2 separate regions of the Homo sapiens genome follow, and region 2 is linked to region 1. Evidence: read pairs that join two places in POLR2A ChIA-PET (ENCODE). Cell type or tissue: GM12878. All regions are shown on one strand.

Region 1 (8,000 bases):
AGTTTAACCGGAGAGCTGCTCTGTCTCAGAGCTGGAGTCTGAGGGGGGGACCTAGTCAGCTGGAGTGGCCGGTAATCCAGCATTAAGTTTTGAGTTGTTTGCTCTCTTGTGGTGCAATTCTTTTATTCCAGCTTATTAAACTTTGCTGTGTACACAAATGCTTTCTGCAAGTGGGTTTTTTTTAAAAACCATGGAAAGAGATGGTCCATGGACCTGTCAATGTGAAACAGAGGGATGAGGCCCAGGAGGTGAGACGCCAGTAAGAGTGAACGGTTAAGAAAAGTCAGAACCAGGCCGGGCGCGGTGGCTCATGCCTATAATCCTAGCACGTTGGGAGGCCGAGACAGACAGCCTGAGCTCAGGAGTTCAAGACCATCCTGGGGAATATGGTAAAACCCTGTCTCCACTAAAATACAAAAAATTAGCCAGGTGTAGTGGTGCACGCCTGTAGTCCTAGCTACTTGGGAGGCTGAGGCAGGAGAATCACTTGAACCCAGGAGGCAGAGGTTTGCAGTGAGCCGAGATCACACCATTGCACTACAGCCTGGATAACAGAGCAAGGGTCTGTCTCCAAAGAAAAAAGAAAAGAAAAGAAAAGAAAAGTCAGAACCCCAGATCAGACTAGGTCAACAGACGTTAGAGAAAACCGAGGAGTCTCTGAGGTTTAGGGAGAGACACTGAGTTTCCCACTGTACATAAATAAAATGGAGGTTTTTACCCAAATACTTTTAAATTTTCAAGAAGGTCACTTTTAATTCACACATCAAAGATATAATATATGCAAGGCACTTAGCACAGAGCCTGGCCCATGGTATTATCTTAATAAATGGTGATGATGATGATGATGATGATGATTTTACATTCAAAGTGACAAAGGGTTTTCTATTTTCTCTCTTTATCATCAGCAAGTTTTAGCAATTGCAAGCAGTTATCACCGAAAAATAGTGTTGTTGGACACCAATTCGATTTTCTCGTACCTGCAAGTCTCATCAAGCTCCCAGAGCTTTTCTAAATGGGCTTTATTCTGTCTCTTCTGGGCACTCAGAAGCACTTGTCCTCAAGCTCCCTAGGACAGGAGCTGGAAAATAGGAGGGAAACATTGTCAAAGCCTAAATGTTATTTGGGGAGTAGTTGGCTTCTCACGTTTCACAGTGAATGGAAGGTACTTGATGGTACCTAGGCATGCGGCCTTGTGTGAATGTCTTCCTTATAGCAGAAATCCCATCCCATCCTACCTCTCCACACCCCAGAGAGAAAACAGGATCAAGGGAAGTCAGAGTTCGTTCCAAAGAGAATGACCTCCACCCCAAGTCTTATCACAAATATAAGCATCTTGTGAGCAAACTACTTTTCCTTCTGAATTTGAAAGACTCTCTAAGTGAGCTCATCTCTATCCAGAGAAAAGGCCAAGGTGTAAGAGAATAGATCCCCAAATCCTTCCTCAGTTGTTTTAGCCTATTTGTGCTGCTACACCAAAATAGCTGAAACTAGGTAATTTATAAAGCAGAGAAATGTATTTCTTGCTGTTCTGGAGGCTGGAAAGTCTAAGATCAAGGTGCCAGCAGGTTCAGTGCCTGGAGAGGACCCATCCTCTGCTTCCAAAACTGTACTTCGTCGCTACGTCCTCACATGGCAGAAGAGGCCAAAGTTGTGTCCTCGCATGATGGAAGGCTGAAGGGCAAAAGAAGATAGAGAGGGAGAACTCTCTCCCTCATCAAGTTCTTTTTGTAAGGACCTCTACTCTTATCCATGAAAGCAGAGCTCTCATATCCTAATCACCCCCTAAAGGCCCTACCTCTTAATACTACTGTTAAGTTAGAAATTAAGTTTCAACACGAATTTTGGAGGAGACACAAACATTCAAGCTATGTCATCAATGCCCATATCCAGACCAGGCAGTGAAAATAACTACCAAGATTTCTAATGGAGGAGTCACTACTTTCAGGTTCCCTGATGCCAGGTTCCATGACTTCCTTGGTCATGCCAACATATTGCAGGGAAACGCATCATTATTATAACGTAGCATTCCGTTGGCAACTTGATGTTAGCACTCAAACAATCCTTGTGTCCCCGTTAAGAATTTTCCCTCCAAAAGGCTGCAAACTCATGCATCCAAGTCATTATGATACATTATTGTAAAGCCTTGGGGGAATGGATGTGTGTCTGTGTGTATGTGCGTGCGTGCATGAATGTGTGTGAGTGCGCCTGTGTGAATGACGTAACTAGGAACCCTGCACTCGAAGACAAAATTTCAAATCACCTTTCATACACGGCACCCTATAACCACTCTAAAAAGTCAGCAACTCTAAATAAATGAGATTCAAAACCAGATAAAAATATAAGAATTATTAGCAAAAACTTGAAACCCATGTTTGTAAACCTGCATTCCCCTAAGAATGAGCAGCCAGAGGTTATTGAGGAGAATATTAAAAATAGAATGATGTTAGGTTATTGAAACGTATTTAAGTGTTCTAAAAATGTAAACACTAAGATTTAGAGGGCTGTGATTTATTGCTCTAGCTAAAAATCCGATAATACATCACGGCAGATGTGAACATGGTCATCAACTTTTGAAGGGTAAAAATGAGATACCTGTCCAGGATGTCTAGCAGTTCCCTCCCCTGGATCTTTTGTGTAGCTGTGTAGCTGAATAGAAATTTTCTCAGCATTCTTTTCCTCTGGAGAAAAGCAAAGAAGTTTCCTCTGTGGAGCACACACCCTGGACTTAGCACCAAACAAAGTGCTTTAAGTACATCTACTTTAGTAGGTGTAGATATTATGTATGATGTAGATATTAGTGGCTCCGTTTCCCAGGGCAGAAATCTGAGAATCAGAGAAGTTAAATAATAAGGCCGAAGTCACACAGCTAGTGGAGGAAAACTAGAATTCAGTTGTCAACTTTAAATTTTCAGTTTATTCCCTCCAGGCCCTTCTCAAATGTACAGGACTCAACACCAAGTTGATTTTTCGTAAGTCTCATCCTTGGTCAAATCTTAACCTTGCGGATTCTCAGACCGTATTGTGAATAATAGTTTCTTCTCCCTAAATAGCCTTTTAACCTCACCTCTAAGGGTGAAGAAGAGCTGCTAAAATAATTAAAATGATTCAGTCACAAGAGCCTGCCTGTTTCAAATGTTTTGAACAAACTTTTCTGTTCTGATCTCCCAGGGAAAGCCTCCACGTGATTTGCAAGCACCTTTAGAATAAGCTAAGCCACGTGGCTTTTAAGACAGTGCCTGGTTTAACAGCTAAACTTGCGGTGGAGGAGAGCTGACCACTTCCTATGCAACTGTGTGCAATTCTTATCAGGACAAGTCCAGCTGCTCTGGGCTAACTAGCTCCCCAAAAGTGATTCCCCCAGGCCCCAGCTAGGAGCAGCTAACATAAATGCAAAATGCACAACCCCTTCCCCCTTCACAGATAAAAGGCTGTGAAATATATAGGCCTCATTTTAATAGGGCCTCAGCTAGGTCTCTGTTTTTTGCACCCACAGCTAATTGAACGGGCAACTAGAGCAGACACAATTGGACACGTAGTTAAGGAACCACCTCACCACCTGGCTTGCACACATAATTAAATATTTGCACCTGCAATGGTAGTATGTGTGAAAGTTATCCCTGTAATTAGTTGTCGGGGTAGAAATACATGTAATTTTTAAAACCTTCTCTAATTCCAATAGTTATTTTTAAATAGATATTTTTTGTTGAAATAAAAGAACTCCTAACAAATTAGTGCTTTTAAAAGAAACTATTTCATATTGTGTTCTTTTCAGGTACTCCTCTAAAAATATAGCTTTCTACTGCTTCTATAGGCAACTGAATTGTAGGAGCATTGTTTGCATGTATTTTCAGTAGGTTTGGCATGTGATTAAGTCTACCTGCTTTTCATTCATTCATTTATGCATTTGCTCAATAAACACACTAAGTCCAGACTATGCCCTTGCTTTGAGGATACTAATATATTTAAAAGGGTACATCTGCCTACAGACTCATGAGTACGGGGTGAAATTTGGATTAATATTTTTATCAAATAATTACAATTTAATATTGTAAGTGTGTATCTCATACAAGAGATGAGGGTACATAGAAAAAAAATTTAACATAAAATTTTGAGTTGTTCCCCCTCTGTGGAACAATGGTATGTGTAAAGATTTTGACAATTACACAGGTTCTTTATTTGAGAAGATTCTACTGTTTCATTACCTGCAGATGTTGTTTAACAACATGAAAGAGTTGCCTATTTTTGACATGCTGTGTAACATATAACAATAAAAGATTTTAGTAAATAAGCATATTGCCGTACTATAGGACATGAAATGCCTCTTAGCACTGATGGGAAATAAAGTCCCTCTGCCTCTCCCCCAGGAGAGATAACACGCCAACGTTTTGGCAAACGCTTTCAGTACAGATGCATATTGTGTGTCTTTATCCATAATGGACACTTGTACTTTAATTTTTATCCCCCACATCCCTTCTATTATTGAAATGCTGAAACAAAATGTCCGCAGCTTTGAGAGTAAATCCGCAGCATTTAGATTTCACATGGATTGCTCCTCTTTTCTTCACTTTGTATTTGAACTGATGATTTCTTACCTCTAAGGACACGCTGTTTTGGCCACCACTTATCTTGTCTCCTGATAAGCTGGCCCATTTAGGGTTGTCCTAGAAAGGCTTTTTCAGTCCCGAATCTTATGATTATCACACACTGTGGAATTTTGATCTAAACATTGTGAGTGTTCAGAATATCGAAAAGTCACCAAGAAGCCCCACTCTCTCCAACAAGATGACCTGCAAGGGCGGCTTGATAGGAAAGCTGAGCCCAGCTCTCAGAGAATAAGCAGGGGTGTGGGGGCAGCCTGGGAGTTGGGATCAGCCTCTAGACCTTGAAGTGCAGCAGCTGTGCGTTGTCTTTGAGGCTGAGGATCAAGCAGAGAATATGAGATAGGCAAACGTTGGCTTAAACTTTCTTCTCTCTTTGATTGTCCTTGGACATCTGCCTCATCTCCTGTCAAGAATGTTTGGCAGCTGTTAGCTCAGAATAACACAGTTCTGCTGCCCCAGCCGCTACCCCAGTCTTCTAATACTTTAAGCCAACTAGTCTCCGTTATATGCCTGGCCTGATACACAACTATGCTAATGCCTTGAGCTAACTAGCTTTCTATCAAGCCATGGAAAACACAGGGAGAGAGTCTTTGGTTTATTTTCCTCACGTGCTAATTGGCTTTAATTGTTGGCCAATTGGATTTCAAGTTCAGAAAAGACTGGACTACACAAAGACAAGTGTTAACTTAAGACCGTGGGAGAAGCAAGCCAGCCCTTTTGGTCTTTAATGTAGTAGACTTTATGCAGATGCACATGTCTCCCGGCCGTGGGGGTCCAGGGGAGAATGCTGTGGGACCATCATGATGGTTTCTTAAAATCCGTAATTTTCCCCATAGGCCAAATACCAAGCACGGGGACCACCTAACCAGAAGTTGGGGGTGAATATATTTAGCATTTTTAGCACCCATTATACCTCATGTTTTTATTGTAATGACCTTCTCTCTGTCACTAAGAAACTATCATTGTGAGAAGAGAAAGTGCTGAGTTGCAAATATTTAAAATGGACATGTTTGTATCTAATCTGGGAGACTAATATGCCATGATAATAAAAATGTAGATTTATTTCACCCACAGTCCTAATGTCACATTCATGGGTATTCATGTACGGCAAAACAGAAGTGTCAGAACTGGTCCCCTGAATACCTGTGCTTTTCAAATAAAGTACAAACAAGTCACAGTAGTCAACTACAAGGGGCATCAGGACACTATATTATTAATAGCTTTGAATTATTTCCAATAATGGTCATAGGTTCGTTCTGGGGGCTGCTGTGACTTAGAATTGCCATCGATATGGGATGATATTACAGAATGGTGACTTACTGCCCATTCTCCCAAAGTGTCCCTCCAAGAGATTACCCCAGTGCTAATTCCCCAAATTCTCTTTTTCTATATTGGGCCTGAAATGTATCTACAAACACAAATGGTTCTACTGCTTTGATGGAATTGACCAGTCAGTCAGTCTAACACCTGTCAATTCGGTCACAGGGTTTTTGACATTTTTGACTGAATTGACCAGGTGCTAGACTAAACCCACCGGTTGATTTCATCAAAAATTGTCAAACCAGTTTTGTGATTGGACAAAGCCAGAATCAACACCCTCACTGGTATTCCTCCCTGTGCCTTGTTAACACCCTTGTTTCCTCATTTTTCTGGCTCTAGATGCCAAAACACCTTGAATTTACATATATCCATATGTACCTGTATATGTGAGGATCTCTTCTAATTAACCATTGTTAAATTTGTAATTTATAAATGGTATAGTGCATAGTAAATCATCCCTTTGTATAGCTCTAGTTCCAAATAAGATAATTTAATCACCTATTAATTTATTTCACTAGCACTTTTCATTTCTAGCCCTGACATAATAGAGAGTGTGGTAAGTGCAGAATCATCACTGCTTGGCAGGCCAGACAAATGATTCCAGGCTATGTGAAGTAGCTTCTGGAGAAAGCTTTTCTCTCTTCCACTGCCCTAAGACTTACCAAGTTCAGAAATAATTTTTTATGACCATTAGTCATTGCCTATCACCACCCTCCTCACTTCCCACAGGAATTTAAGAAGCGGGAGAGGAAACTCTGTCTATTTTATCCCCTGATCACTTCCGCATGCCTAGAATTGTGGCAGCACATTACATCTAGACCCTCGGCCATGGTTCTCAGAGATTTCTGGACTAGCAATGCTTATTATAATGGGTTAGGTCTGGAAGGCGCATGCTGGAATGTCTCCTTTCTCTCAACATTCTCAGCACTTTCCACCCAGCTGACTTGAATCATTTAGTCTACCCCACATTACATTTATGATGTTATCTTATCCTTTATTCATAGACTATAAATTCCCAGCAAAGGGATAGTACTGTGGTATAGTTCATCCTATGCCAACCACAGCACCTTATAAATAGTAGACAAGAAGAAACATCTATAGGCTTAAGAACATAGTCATTGATAAGTGAAAGAGCAGTATTCACTACTAACGATCAATGCAGCACATAGGATTCACCATAGAATAACTCCTAACACTTTATTGAATAACCCATATCCTTCTCAGGCAATCCAGTGTGGATGGGTCCAGTGAGAAAAAGGAACTGGCCAACATGAGATTAGAAAGGAGGCATAGTGTAATTCAGCGATGGGTTTAATTAGAACCCTAGACTTAGCATCCTTCACTGGCCGTAAGCAAAATGTTCTCAGAAACACGTCTGCAGCACGGTGGCTCATGCCTGTAATACCAGCACTTCGGGAGGCCGAGGTGGGCAGATAGCTTGAGCTCAGGAGTTCAAGACCAGCCTGGGCAACATGGCAAAACCCCATCTCTACAAACAAATACAAAAAAATTTAGCCAGGTGTGGTGGCACATACCTGTAGTCCCAGTTACTCGGGAGGCTGAGGTGGGAGGATCATTTGAGCCTGGGAGGCAGAGGTTGCAGTGAGTCGTGACTGTGGCACTGCACACAAGTCTGGGTGACAGAGTGAGACCCTGTCTCAAAAAAAAAAAGAAAAAAAGAAAAGAAACATACCTCAGTGTAATCACACACTCCCCAAAAGAAACCCAGGTTGTTTGAAAATGCACAGCATCTCTGACAAAGTAAGCACAGGGCAACTCCACCTGCAAAGCAGCCAATTCTCCGGAAGAGCGTTTGATGATCTCTTTCAGAGGATGATTGCTTTCCCCTCCCCCTCTCTGCACCCTGTCTGATTGTATCATTCCACAAGTCACCTGCAGATAGAGAGCTGGACACACTCACCACATCATTTTGATACTCCTCATGAGCTATAGACACAGCATTTCTAGTCTTTTCACAAGATCTGACACCTCTGTTTGTCACCCTCATTTTCCTTGAAGAGTGAAACCCTTCTGAAGAGCTAAATGATATTACGTGTGACACTTGGACAGAACATCAGT
Region 2 (8,000 bases), 280 kb before region 1:
TTTCTCCTCCTTTTTTTTTTCTTCTGGGGAGATGAATATGAGTAAATAAAATGAGTGTTTGTCTGAAACTGTGTTGGGGGATTAGGCTTTGTGTTTTCCTTTTGAGGAGCAGCATGCCAACTGGCAAGCCTTGGCTGGCTACCTGGGCCGAGCACAAAAAATGAGATGCTCACCCTTGTGGCAGCGAGGCCTGCTGCTTTGAAGGACGCAGGGAGGCAGGCCTCCTCTCACCCAGAAAAGCCAGGTGCAGTTTCTGCAGCGGAGAAAGGTTATGCTTCATATGACTTCGTTTTCTCTCTGCAAATTAAGGGACAATTTATGAGTGTCTAGACAGGAATTAATCGGAATAATATTGGCTGCTTTTGACCCAAGAGTGCTATTAAAATAAAGTATATACAACACAAATATAGGACAAAATCATTTATATAGCCTATTATCATGCCAGCATCCAGAGGCACCTTACAATAATAAAATGATTTACAAAAGAAAACACTAACAAAACATATCTCAGATGACAAATGGCTTTGAAAAGCAAACTTAATCTGTTCCTGAAGTTATAGTTAAGAGAGAGAGTCTGTAAGTGCTTATGAGATAAGGAGATTGTAAATGATGGTAAAATAATAAAACAGACGGCTGGTGGAGAACCGCAGATCTAAGACAGAAGTAGTTTCTACGATTTATACGAAGTGAGTATGTGAGAATCTTCCAAGATCCCTGTAAGTACTAAACCTGGAGAATATATGTTCAAATCTAAATGTACTAAATTCCTGTCAAATGGAAACAGAAATCTTGTACTTAAAACAAAAAACAAGAAAATGCTAGCTTTCTCTATGACAAAAGTATGAAATTCAGAAAAATTTAAAAGTTGCCATTTCTATACAAATAAAACATATTATTTTTCAAAAATTTTTAAAAATGTTTGTAAATTCGCTGGCTGAGGGTAGGAAGTATTTACAGAATTAATTCTTAAAGACAACAATTTAAACCATCTGATTCATGATACGTCACCTGATTTCATTGTATGTTTTCTGACTTTGGGTAGTTTATGGAATAAAAATAAATGGTTTTTCTTTAACCTTTTATTTGGTAGAATATAACTGTTTTTACTCAATAAGAAAAAAATACGATGTACATTTTGTTATTTTAAAATAACTTTTCTCAATTATCAATTGTTTAAGTAACACAAATTCATTGCACAGAACTTTTAAAATATGTAAAAGTATCAAGAAGAAAACAAAAATCACACATAATCTCCATTTCCAGAAGTAACTACAGTTAATGCCTTGGTGTATCTTTCCTAAAATGATAATTTTTCCAAATTAACTTGAAATTGATGCTAGCCACATTTTAAACTGGAAAAATGAGCTATTTCTGTAAAAACACCTGCCACATCAAGTAGGGGTAAGAATTATGGCCACGAATGGACCAATTTAATTCTCCCCAATATTTTCTCTACCTTGATAATTATTGCATAACTATTTTAACTGGATTATCATAGTTTCTGCATTGCAATTTAAAAAAGGAAACAAAGCTACCTTTTAAAAATCAAATGCCAATATTATTTATATTTATAAAATAATATAACTCTTAATTTGAAGCAGTAAAATATCCTTCTACTTTCTTTTTTTGCTTTAGTAATAAGTAAATTAATACATTTAATCTCTTATTGACACAAATATACATACATACATATATACAGGTATATATTACAGGAATCACACATATAATTTGGCTTCTTCCTATTTCCTTTCCTTATGGTAAGAGCAGAAATGTTTCTACTTTCTCAAAAAAGACACAACAGGACAGAAGACAGGGGGTTACATTTCTGTCTTTGTTCGGGTGGTCCATCTCTGAATGGATTTAATCAGTTCAAAGCATGATGTAAAGGCAGGGTGCCCTGGCTCATGCCACTGAGGGTTGGCTCTCTGGCCTGGGTAGAAACACCCTGGGCCTTATTTTGATGTGGATTATTTCAAACAGTTCAACTGTGAATTGCTGTTCTAGCAAAAGAAATATCCAGGGCAAAATCTTCACAAAGAAAATACAATGCAAATATAATGTGAATACTGTCAGATAAAGGGCTTTTAATTTGAACTTTTATCCGTCCTTTAATGTTTCCTTGCCCCTTAAACTTGTGAATCCATCCTTCAAGATTGGAGAAAATCTCATCTCTCTACCCTCAGCACAGTTTTCCCTCTGTCTCATCTCCTTGACTATATGACTGCCAAACTGAATTCAATAGGCCTTCAAAATCATCTTGCTTTTTCTTTTCCTGTCCCATTCAGCCACAGACCCAAATGTAAGGGCAATTTTATTTTATAATATGTATTTTTGTTTCTTTCTTTCTTTTGCTATTTCATTTCTCCTGAGGGTAGTCCATTCCATGGGCCTTTTAAGAAAATTAAATATAAAATTTGGATCAGCATTTAAAGTCGTATTGGACAAACAGACATATTCACTCTTGTGATCATCTAAACCTTGATCTGGTCTTTTGAGGACTTTAGGACTAGAAAGAAAACCTCACGTCAGCTGATTCTGCTGGTAATGTCAACAGTTGCTCCACTTGAAGGAACTTCTAGCACTTCCGAGTGACTTGGAAAATGTTATTTGTTTCTTCTTCCTGCAAACATGGCTAACCTTTCTTAAGTTTATGAATTATTGTAAGTTTCTTATTACGGTATGCTTGCCCCTCCCCCAATACAGCTAGAAATTACAGGAAGGGCCACGCATGGTGGCTCACGCCTGTAATCCCAAAACTTTTGGAACCCTGAACAGGAGGATAGCTTGAGGCCAGGAGTTGGAGACCAGCCTGGTCAACACAGTGATATTCCCTTCTCTACAAAAAATAGTAATTAAAGAAATTAGCTGGGTATAGTGGCACACGCTGGTGGTCCTAGGGAGTCTGGAGGCTGAGGTGGGAGGATTGCTTGCATCTAGGGGTTTGAGACTGCAGTGAGCTATGCTCACACCACTGCATTCTAGCCTGAGTGACAGAGTGAGACCCAGTCTCCAAAAACAAGGAAAGAAAAGAAATATACCAGCTTCACGCAGAATCCCAAAGAGTAATTCTGAGAAGACAGTTCTAGTTAAAAGCTCTGGGAACTGAACTCCAATGGGAACCCTTAATACATCAAAACTAAAAAAAAGTGTCATTCTCTTCTTCCACCATTTCTGGCTATTGACAATAAATTTTGAAAACATATAAGTGACTATGTTTCCTATTAGATGAGATAATTTAATTGAAAGAATTCTGTTTGCTTAGTGGTTTGTTCTAATGAACTATTCAATTGTTGGGGTTTTATGTGGTATTTTTCCCCCTCACTAACTTTTATCTTTCTCAGCTCTTCCTAATATGGGTTCTCATTTCCTAATATGGGTTCTTTCCCGAAGGAGGGAGGCTGTCCTGCCCACATGCAGGTGCTGTGGAGTCACTATACACATGCCTGGGGTATATTCTAAACAGGCTCCCAGGAGAACAGGTAGTTGAAGAGAACAGCCCAGAGCTCACAGTGATGACTCTTCAGAGGCAGCATTGCATTCTGGCTAATGGGCTGAGCCCTAGAGTCAGATGGTAACCCTATGCCACTGAGTGGAGCGCACCAGCTATGTGAGCTTGGGCATATGGTTTAATGGTGCCTTAACCCATAAAATAGGGACAATGTATAGTAGCATCTATTATTAAGATGTCTACCTGTATTTAAAGAACTTCAGATTGCGCCTGTAGTTTGGTGCTCAACAAATCCTAGTACATATTAGTAATTGCACCTTAAGTTCATACTGGTTTAATTCTTTTAAAGCCACGTTCACACATTTCTTTACACAGGCTTTTCTGTCATTGGGAAAAAGGGACTGTTTTCAGACAAAAAAAAAAAAAAAAAGGGCAGGTGCAGTGGCTCGTGCCTGTAATCCCAGCACTTTGGGAGGCCAAGGCAGGTGGATCACCTGAGGTCAGGAGTTCGAGACTAGCCTGGCCAAAATGGTGAAATACCGTCTCTACTAAAAATACAAAAAAATTAACCAGGCTTAGTGGCGCACGCCTGTAGTCCCAGCTACTCGGAAGGCTGAGGCAGGAGAATGGCTTGTACCCAGGAGGCGGAGATTGCAGTGAGCTGAGATTGTGCCACTGCACTCCAGCCTGGACAAGAGCAAAACTCCATCTAAAAAAAAAAAAAAAAAACCCTGGAATTATTATCAGAACTACATATATTGGAATCCCAATTATGCCCTTGATTGACTAGGATGTGATCTTGAACCCAGGAACTTAGCTCTTTGAGACAAGGAGTTGGAGACTAGCCTGGTCATCATAGTCACATCCCATCTCTACAAAAAATAACAAAAATTAGCTGGGCAGGGTGGCACACACTTGTGGTCCTAGCTACTTGGAAGGCTGATGCAGGAGGATTGCTTGAGCTAAGTTTTCTTGGAGCTAAGTTTTCTGATCTGTAGTAAAGCCTAATGCCTCCCTCTCCAGGATTTTGAGAATTAAATGAGATGATATAAGCAAAGCTCCTGTTAATTAACAAATCTTGATTTGAATTGAAATCTGCTTCAGGTTTGTCTGTATGTAAAGCTAAACGCTGTACTGGCTGTTTACATGCACACTTTTTTCAGGTTTATTTTTTGTTAACCTAGAAAATCAACCAAAGATTGTATCCTCAAATTGTCTCTAAACCATTGTTATACACATTGCTAATTACACAAGCAACATCCAACATTCACTTCCTCTCCTGATCACTTTTTCCAGTATTATGCCCACAGTAAATAGGCCATTGACAAGTTAACCTGACTCTATCACAACAATCTTGGTAATTTCTTTAATGTCACTTGCAGCTAGAGGTGGGCACGTATTAATACACAAGGGAAAACTCTGTTACAGTACTCCTGGGAAAGATTTTGCCCACTGATAAAAGAAAAAGCTCTTTTTATGTGGCCCTCACATTCTGCCTTGAATGCATTTGGAAAAGGCTAAGCTGCCTGGATCTGTGGCAGCCACACTGCAAGCAAGAGGCAATACTGAGAAAGGTGGAACAAAGTATTGGAAAGTCCTTAAAAACATCACAGAGCCGCTGCACTACCAGTAGAACCATTTCTCTAGACTCTCTGGATGGAAAGATTATTAAGTATCTTTATTGTTCGAGCCACCGTTAACCAGATATTCTGTCACTTTCAGCTGGTATGACTATACATCTCTAAGACTCCTGTTTGCTTAATCTAGCTCTCTGACTTCTTATTCCTGCTGGCTAGATGATGCCAGAAATATAGATCTAGACATAGATACGGATATGGGTACAAATATAGATATAGGTATACATATCTGCTGTGTATATATTTGCACAGGGATTCTACACAACCAGCAAAAGGAAATAAGAGGAATTAAGATATAGGAGGATGTTTCCAGAGTCGGGTGAGAGATTACATTTACATAAATATTCCTTCAGCTTCCTAGGTGAGTAAGAATCATATTAATAATAAAAATGAAACCTACCGGTTATTGCACTTTCTCTCTTGCCATACTTGTTACTAAGCATTATCTGCATTATTTCACATAACCCTCAAATTAGTCCTCAGAGGTAGACATTTTTATCTCCATTTTACAGATGAAAACCCTGAGCTTTACAAAATCAAAGCTGTCCAACTTATCCTACTAAATTCATATATACTATTTCACCCTCTAACCTTCTTCATGTTAGCCTCACGAATCCTTTCCCATCCTGCAGGTCTGAACTGAAACCTCACTTTCTTGGAAAAGCCTTTCATGACCCCAGGCTAGATTGGATTATTGGAGATAAACACGCTGTTAGCATCGTGTACATCTTCCTCACTGTCTTTCACACATTTGCAATCATTTAATTGCCTGTAGTTATTACCTTCTTTTCCCCCTCCGTATGTTTCTTGGGAGGAGTGTCCATGTCTATCCTGTTCGTCATCGTAGCCGCGGGGTTTGGCCCTCTGCTGAACTTATAAAACAAGTCGTTCACAATGTTTTTGTGTCTTTGGTACTGTTTAGAATTTTAGAACTTTTCACAGCACTTAAAAAGGAAAATAAAAGATTCAAAGACTCTTGAGAATGTCTGATCACATCCATAAAGCATTCTGCGTCATCCCTGTAGTTGCTTGTGTAACCTTCCATCTGTGTACTTAGCTGTTCCAGGAAGCTTCCATTGCTCCATTTACGGATTCACCAAGCAAAGTTCCACTTTCAGCCTGACACATTAGTCCAAAGGTGGAGTAATTGTGCCCAGCACACCTTGCACCACATGAGCCATTCAGCTCAGTACTACACCCTGTAGGGATCACTGTAACAGTATTGCGATTAAGGCTGCTAATTGTCATCCAGTCACTAGTCTTCCATTTTTCTTTTTAATAACAGAGCCCTGCCCCCGAGCCCCTGAGCTTTAGCTAGCAAGTAGCCATCCAACTGAAAGCTGCATTTCTCAGACTTACTTGCATCTTGTTTTGTCCATGTGCACCTTCTTGCCAATGCAATGGAAGCAAAATGTGATGTGTGTAATTCCCTTTTTACTTCCTTGCTCTCCATGACTTTGATTTCCTCCTTCCTGTGGAACATGTGTAACACAGGCATGAATCTTGTGGGCCAAGTTTGGCCATGTATCCAAGAAAGCTCAACTTTAGGGAATTGCTGAGTTGCAAGAGTTCACTGCAGAAGCAGCTAGGGTTCTACAACCACTTGTAGCAGAGTCGACTACTGCCCCAGGCCTCCCACACACTTTGGACTATTCTATGACTGATACTAACTTGTATCTCGTCATTATGTTTTTGTTTTCTTTTTCTTAGCAAAGCTTAGACCAAACACCAACAAATACGGATATGTATATGCGGTTATAAAGAAGAGAAAGTTTACAAATCAAAAAAACCTGATGGTACTTCCTGAGAGTTTACAGTGTATCAGTGTGCCATATGTCATGGCCCAGGGGTCTAGAGCCAGTACTTTGCATTACCTAATATGGTAGAATATGTTGATCTTATCAGCTATCCTTTGGAACTATAACCTTCAAGTGACATGCGCACAGCTACTCCTAACCCTCCAAGGTAGCTGGATGAGAAAGCAACACACTTGAGCAAAGAGAGAGTTGAGGCACCCCCTCTAGCATTGGGCTGTCTAAACGCTGGTGAGAATGGGTTGATTTGACTGTCAATTCTGCAGTGATGTTCATTTTGTCCTGTGTCTGGATTTTCTGATAGATTCTGCCAACTCCTGGGGAAAGGTGGCAGCACTCACTGAAAAAATTGTAAAATAAATCTGTTGTAAAGTAACAAAGAGACAAGGTCCCTGATTGTTCTACCTATTAGTAAGGTTGTATTTTGCTTGGTATTTTTCTCTGCCAAAATGGTGATGGCCACATGGGTGACCAACTGCATGAAGATGACAGTAATGATGGAGATGATCTCAGGAGACCGTGACTAGCCTTAGATTCAACCATGTCCTCAGCAGAGACCAGGAGCAAATAGACAGAAAATGGGAGAGCAAAGTAGATAATACAGAGAACAATTGTGGCCTCTGGAAATGAAACAGGGAAGAACAGAACTAACCTGTAATGGACAAAGGATTCCAATCATTATGGTTAAGGATTCTGAACTTGGCTAGGCCTCTGCCTGAATCAGGGAAGTGCTTGAATTAGGGTTGAGAAGCCCAGCCCGGTTGCTTATGAGAGTCTTTCATTGACATTTTTATTGTTATCCTCACCCATTTGATTATATTTCATGCAGAATGGTATGAGCTGAGAAACCTGGACCACATTTCTAAAATATAAATATCTACATGCAAAGCAAGTCTTCTTTATTTATCATAGAGATCTGCCTGGGAATCAAAATAAACAGTTATATAGTTTGCAGTGGGGCTAGGCTCAAGACTGTCCCCCTCCAGCAACGAAGAAAAACACTCTGGGGTCAGGCCAAACTCCTCTGGGGATCTTTTTCAGAGAATAACTAACTAGACAGACATACTTTCGTCTCAAAGTGTATTTCAGAATTACATGATG

The links. ChIA-PET counts read pairs that join two places held together with the same protein. Peaks named below come from ENCODE experiments on the same cell type or tissue, not always from the same donor. Only the 100,000 strongest peaks of a DNase experiment are listed, where the experiment ranks them.
Region 2: POLR2A ChIA-PET joins it to region 1 with 7 read pairs; 2 of 35 experiments call an interaction of 5 or more read pairs at or near these places.

The regions. Positions count from the first base shown.
Region 1 is chr15:95,926,232-95,934,231 of GRCh38, forward strand. No RefSeq gene overlaps it. Among named protein-coding and RNA genes, the nearest start is that of NR2F2-AS1, 400 kb to the right of the region's middle. RefSeq lists a cis regulatory region at 4,803-4,916. In GM12878, no CTCF peak of the experiment used is centred here; a DNase peak (open chromatin) is centred at 3,270.
Region 2 is chr15:95,647,511-95,655,510 of GRCh38, forward strand. No RefSeq gene overlaps it. Among named protein-coding and RNA genes, the nearest start is that of LINC00924, 220 kb to the left of the region's middle. RefSeq lists a silencer at 1,859-2,014. In GM12878, no CTCF peak of the experiment used is centred here; no DNase peak of the experiment used is centred here.